Regions from separate parts of the Homo sapiens genome. Here region 1 is linked to region 2. A link is a loop called in an ENCODE intact Hi-C map of the cell type or tissue named here. Cell type or tissue: CD4-positive, alpha-beta T cell. All regions are shown on one strand. Links, peaks and the distances in the headings refer to the core of each region. The heading gives the core; the rest is flanking DNA.

Evidence for each region. Hi-C counts contacts between places; a loop is a spot of excess contacts. Peaks named below come from ENCODE experiments on the same cell type or tissue, not always from the same donor. Only the 100,000 strongest peaks of a DNase experiment are listed, where the experiment ranks them.
Region 1: it touches region 2 in a loop (19-fold over the local background); 4 of 110 quality-filtered maps call a loop at or near these places.

Annotation. Positions count from the first base shown.
Region 1 is chr11:75,575,546-75,578,455 of GRCh38, reverse strand. No RefSeq gene overlaps it. Among named protein-coding and RNA genes, the nearest start is that of MAP6-AS1, 6.2 kb to the left of the region's middle. RefSeq lists a silencer at 158-326 and an enhancer at 1,449-1,949. In CD4-positive, alpha-beta T cell, for the core only: a CTCF peak has its summit at 1,051 (motif pointing right); DNase peaks (open chromatin) are centred at 1,085 and 1,755.
Region 2 is chr11:75,387,031-75,389,940 of GRCh38, reverse strand. No RefSeq gene overlaps it. Among named protein-coding and RNA genes, the nearest start is that of RPS3, 11 kb to the left of the region's middle. In CD4-positive, alpha-beta T cell, for the core only: CTCF peaks have their summits at 842 and 1,043 (motif pointing left); a DNase peak (open chromatin) is centred at 1,070.

The DNA of each region.
Region 1 (2,910 bases), core at 102-2,601, 190 kb before region 2:
ATTTTCATGGCAGCATCTCCCACCAGTATGCCGAGCCCACAGAGAGCAAGTGCTGCAACATGCTTCAGAGATGCTTCCCTCACTCATGTGTTTCTGGGTGCCTTGGTGAAGGGGGTCTTTCTGTACAAGAGGAAGTTAGGCATGTGGAGCTTAGCCAAGGAGAGGGAGTGGGCCACACAGGGAACAGTCACCTCAACATTCCTCCCTCCCTTGGTCTTTGGATTGCATCTTCTATATTAAAACGAGGAACTTCTGGCATCTCAATTTCAATGAGCACAGGCCTTGATTGAATCCAGGAGTCAGTCAACCAGTTAAGCAAACAAAACCACTCCTAGCTGCTCACACTGGCACATTGAATCTAGAATCTCAGCTAAATGTACCTATATTAATAAATTCAGCCCGGTGAAAGTCATATTCCTCCGTCCCTGGATTAGCACCCACAGAAAACATTCTGATATACGCTATCCAGATTTTTGCTGATATAAGTTAGCAAAATCTTGCAATTCTTTTGATGTGTGTGCTGCCTCCTCCCAGACTTGACTCAGGAATTAGGCAGGCAAGGATCTATCCATGATGGGGCTGGAGACAACGTGAGTGGGGCATGAAGAGAACTGGCCTCTCCTCAGGTGACAGATGCCCACCATATTATGCTCCAGAAGAGGAGTCTAGTTTTCACGCTTTGAATCTGGGTTGGCCTGATGACTAGCTTTAACCAGGAGAATGTATTATAAGTGACATAATGCAAGTTGCAGAGCCCAGGCCTCAGATGCTTAGCTCCTGCCTCCATTCTCCCGGAATCCTGAGGTCACCGTGCCATGAAGAAACTGGGAAGGAGGATGCTGTAGACAGAGAGGCCCAGCATCAGCCATTCCAACTATCCCAGCTGAGCCCAGCATCCAGTGATTGCAGTCATCTGAGCAAACCCAATTAAGTCACTACATGTGGAGTGGCCTGTTACTCAGCAATAAATAACTAAAACGCTGCAGGATAACTTCCAGGCAAGGTCATTGCAAGATCTTCGGGCAAGGCAGCAGGAGCCTCCGCAGGTAGAGGAGCAAGGACTGCTTCTGCCACTAGGAGGCGCGGTGGAGTAGATGTTGTTGGGGCGGGGGCGGGGGCGGGGGCGGGGGGGGGCCTCTAAATTGTCCATATCTTCCCATATGACACTGTCTCATTCTCATCGAGGTCAGTGCCCTAAGTTTCACCTGAGACAGAGCAGTCCTATGAATTCAACTGATAAATTGACTACGTAATTTGGCAACGGCAGCCTCAAATTCATGTCTTAAGAAATCAGAAGGCTGGGTGCGGTGGCTCACACCTGTAATCCCAGCACTTTGAGAGGCCCAGGCGGGTGAATCACGAGGTCAAGAGATTGAGACCATCCTGGCCAATATAGTGAAACGCCCTCTCTACTAAAAATACAAAAATTAGCTGGGTGTGGTGGTGCGTGCCTGTAGTCCCAGCTACTTGGGAAGCTGAGGCAGGAGAATCTCTTGAACCTGGGAGGCGGAGGTCGTAGTGAGCCGAGATTATGCCACTACACTCTAGCCTGGCAACAGAGTGAGTCTCAAAAAAAAAAAAAGGAAGTCAGAAAATGTGGCTCAGTGCACTCTCCTCTGCCTGGAGTTTCCCCTGCTGAGCTTGGGACCTCTGCTTACACCAAGAATGGGTAAATGGAGAAATGACATGGAAAAAAAGAAAGGAAAAGAGCTGTCCACTTCTCAGCGTGGGTCTTTTCAATACAAAGCCACTTCCTCATTCTTGCTGGAGCAGCCAGGCGGGTCAGTGTGAACTGGGTGCGCCCCGAGGGATGGGGCACTGGAGACGACCACGTGGTGGGGCTGAGCAGACTGAGAAAAGTCACACTTGAGAAAACGGAAGACGGCAGCAAGATGCATGAAGGATGGTGTGTCTCCAGGGCACCTGAAGGGATGCTGCTGTGCATGCTGTCATGCTTCTGTCTAGGGGCCTGGAAGGTTCCCTGGGGGTTATAGTATCCTTTGAAATAGGCCTCTAAGGATGAGGGGGCTCAACAGGCAGAGATGGGAGGGGCCTGGGACCAGGCAGAGGAGACAGCATGGGCAAATGGGAAGGGGAGATGGTGAGAACTGAGAGGGGCTGTAGAGTTAGCGGGAGTGGCGGGACAGAGGATTGGGAAATTCAGAGGGATTGAGTGGCGAGGGCCATCTGTCCTGCCTCTAATAATGCTCACTGACCCTCTGAGTGCCTTATCCAGGGGGTTCCCATCATGTAGCAGTTCAATCCTCCATCTCCCACTTCAGCCCTCCTCACCACCCCCCTCCCTGTGTTCCACGATCACCCTGCCCATCGCAACTGCTGCACCTCTGTTCCAGCTGTTCTTCACATCTGGAATGCTTCTTTCCTTCTTGTCGTCCAGCTCCAGCCCCTTCTTCCAGGAGTCTCCCCTGACACTTCAGCCCAGCCTGAACCCAAGGCACTGTGGCATAATGGAAGGGGTCAGGCTTTTTACAGTTGCAGAGAGGTAGGCTCAAATCCCAGCTCTGCTGTATGATTTTGAATCACTACCTTCTCTTATTAGTAACTACTAATAATGTTTATTGGCTATGTATTTGCCAAGTACCATGGATTACCTCATTTAACTTTCACCACAACCTTATGAGGTAAGTACTGTTATCATTTCCACCTTACTACTGAGGAAACTGAAGCTCAGAGAAGGTAAGTAACTGACCCATGGTCACACTGCTAGGAAGTGGCAGAGCTGGGACGCCCGTCAGGTCTGTCAGGCTCCAACGCCTCTGCTGCTAAACACCACAGCTCCCACTAGACTGCTTCCTTAGAAGGTGCATTTATTAGGCGCCTCCTGTGTGCCGGGCATTGTGTTAAGTGCGGGGATGCAGCAGGACACAGGCAGACAAGGGCATGCTGTCG
Region 2 (2,910 bases), core at 94-2,593:
AATGGTATCTGTAAAGCATTTAGCTTAGTGCTTAGCACATGGAAAATCCTTGTTAGATGGAATGGGTTAGCATTGCTTTTTTTTTTTTTTTTTTTTTTTTGAGACGGAGTCTCGCTCTGTTGCCCAGGCTGGAGTGCAGTGGCGCGATCTCGGCTCACTGCAAGCTCCGCCTCCCGGGTTCACGCCATTCTCCTGCCTCAGCCTCCCGAGTAGCTAGGACTATAGGCGCCCGCCTCCACGCCCGGCTAAATTTTTTTTGTATTTTTAGTAGAGACGGGGTTTCACCGTGTTAGCCAGGATGGTCTCGATTTCCTGACCTCATGATCCACCCGCCTCGGCCTCCCAAAGTGCTGGGATTATAGGCGTGAGCCACCGCGCCCGGCCGTCATTGCTTTTAATGCAGACAAACAATTTGGCATTTAGGTTTACATTAATCTTCAGTGTTTTTGTTTAGTGAGTCAGTTTCAACAAGTCCTACCCAACACGAACACGTGGCTCATATCTCTGCTCTTAGGGGAAGACCACAAGACACCAGTGCCTTTCATTCTTACACAGAGCAGGCACTATTTCGTTACAGGCAAAAGGACCACACTACCACAACGTAGAGGACAGAGAAAGCTCCTTCAAAGGAAAAATGTGGGAAGAAGTCGGCCACAGATCAGACTGCTGGAACAGAAAGGCCAAGGATGTCCCAGCCCCATCAGGCGTCATGCAGGGGCATGGGACCAGCATCTGTTCTAGAGAGATGGGGCCCAGGAGCAGCTGCAAGGGCCTTCCCAGGGCCAAAAAGGGCCAGGAGCGGGAGGGCAGTTTCAGTGGTCAGCCAGGTAAGAAAGACCAGCTGGACCCTTCTTGAAGCGCTGTTACTGAGCCCAGGTTGAAGACAGGGAACACAGCTGGAATACCCAGAGGCAGTAGGTTTATCTAGTTTAATTTTATTTTCATTTTTTTTTCATCATAAGTTCCGTCTTTGCTATCACTTAATTTTAGGTTTAAAATGCCACCCTTCTTAACTGGCTCTCCCAAAACTGTGCATACTGCGCACTCTGGTGGTCATAACAACCAACTACAGCAACGTGGTCAATTTGTTTCCCAGAAAGGGTTGGGGCTGCTGCTCTCCGCATCCTACCGCCATTACAAACCTGGCCCCCAGCCAAGTGGACACCATTGGTAACCCCATTCAAACTCCATTCAAAGGCCTGAGCATGGAGAACAATACATAGCGGGGGGTGGGCATGCCCCACAGAAACAACAGGCAGGAGACTGGCTTCCCAGGATTTGACTAGTGAAATCCACACATATGGGTCTGAATATACTGTGTGACTCCACTTAAGTAGCTGGAGGACAGGAACAAGAGGCTAACAAGCCAATGCTACCAACTTCCCAGCTTCCTACCCAGAATAAGGCTGTGTGAACAGGCAGCTGGTTAGCTTGGAGGCAAGTGGGGAGGGGAAGAGCCAAGGACTGGCATGCAGCCAAGCTGACCAGGGAGGGACAGGAACCAGGTATGACAGGGAAGAGAGAGCTTTAACTTAGGGGTGAGTGCTGAGGGCTTTCGTAAAGAGAAGCTATTAGAACCATCCAATCTAGTTCAGACCTTGACTCTTGGCCAGGCACGGTGGCTCACACCTATAATCCCAGAACTTTGGGAGGTCAAGGCAGGAGGATGGCTTGAGGCCAGGAGTTCAAGACTAGCCTGGGCAACATAGTGAGATCGTATATCTAAAAATAATAATAATAATAAAAATTAGTCAGGCATGGTGGCCCATGCCTGTAGTCCCAGCTGCTCAGGAGGCTGAGGTGGGGAGATTGCTTGAGCCCAGGAGTTTGAGGATGCAGTGAGCCAAGGTTGTACCACTGCACTTCAGCCTGGGCAACAGAGCAAGACCCTGTCTCTAAAAAAAAAAAAAACAAAAAGCAAGACACACACATACAAAAACCCCAAAACCTGACTCACCAGGCTTGGGAGTCTGAGGTCCTGGCTCCAAGTAACCTCTGCTTAGTTTGGACTTCCCTGGAGAGATGATGGATGTGTTTGCCTCAGGAATGCTGCAAGACCCCACCCAGTCATCAACTTGGGGAGTGTTGGGGAGCCAGAGATCACCTGTAACCCCTTCTTTTAGCTCTTAGTGAGCTCTTCCGCTGGATCTAGAAACGAAATCAACAACAGGCAGATTAACAAGAGAAAAGTATACAAATTTCATTAATTTTACATGTATATGGGGATCTTCGTAAGAGGGTGAAGCATGAAGAAGTGGCCAAAGCAAGAAACTTTTATACTTTTTAGATAGAGTGATACATTTGAGAAGAAATGACAGCACCAAGAAAATCTGGCTATGGGGCAGTAGATTTTCTAGGGAAGTCACTAGGAGATACATGGTAGTGGTGAGCTGTGAACCAAGTGGAAGATAAGGGTTACTGTTAAGTATGTTTATTCAGGTCCATGGTGACTTCCAATTCCCAGTCTCCGTTGATAAGTGTTATTTTCTCTGTCTGGTGTGGAGAAGGGACTCCTCCCAGAGGAATCTTTATTGCTTGCTTCATGTAGCAAGAGACAGGTCAGCTCAGCCTTTCAGAAACTACAATTTCTCCAGTGTTTTCCTCTTGCAATAATCAGTATACCAATCTGGCATATTTCAGGTTGGCGTTGTCTTTTACCCCTTCATGGGGATGTGGAACAATGGATCTTGCCAAGCCTGCTGGGGGGAAATACAGCAGCACAGCTGCTTTGTGGAGTCTGGTATATCCTTAAGGAATGTTGATCCTGCAGTCCTACAACCCAGACGAACCACTCCCAGGTATACAGCCTGAGCCCTGGGATTCAGAGTTGCTCACATTCCACCTCCAAGAATTTGAAGGATGTGTTTTTCTTTTGTGTGTTTAAAGTTATATGCAGAACTTTGAGCAGGG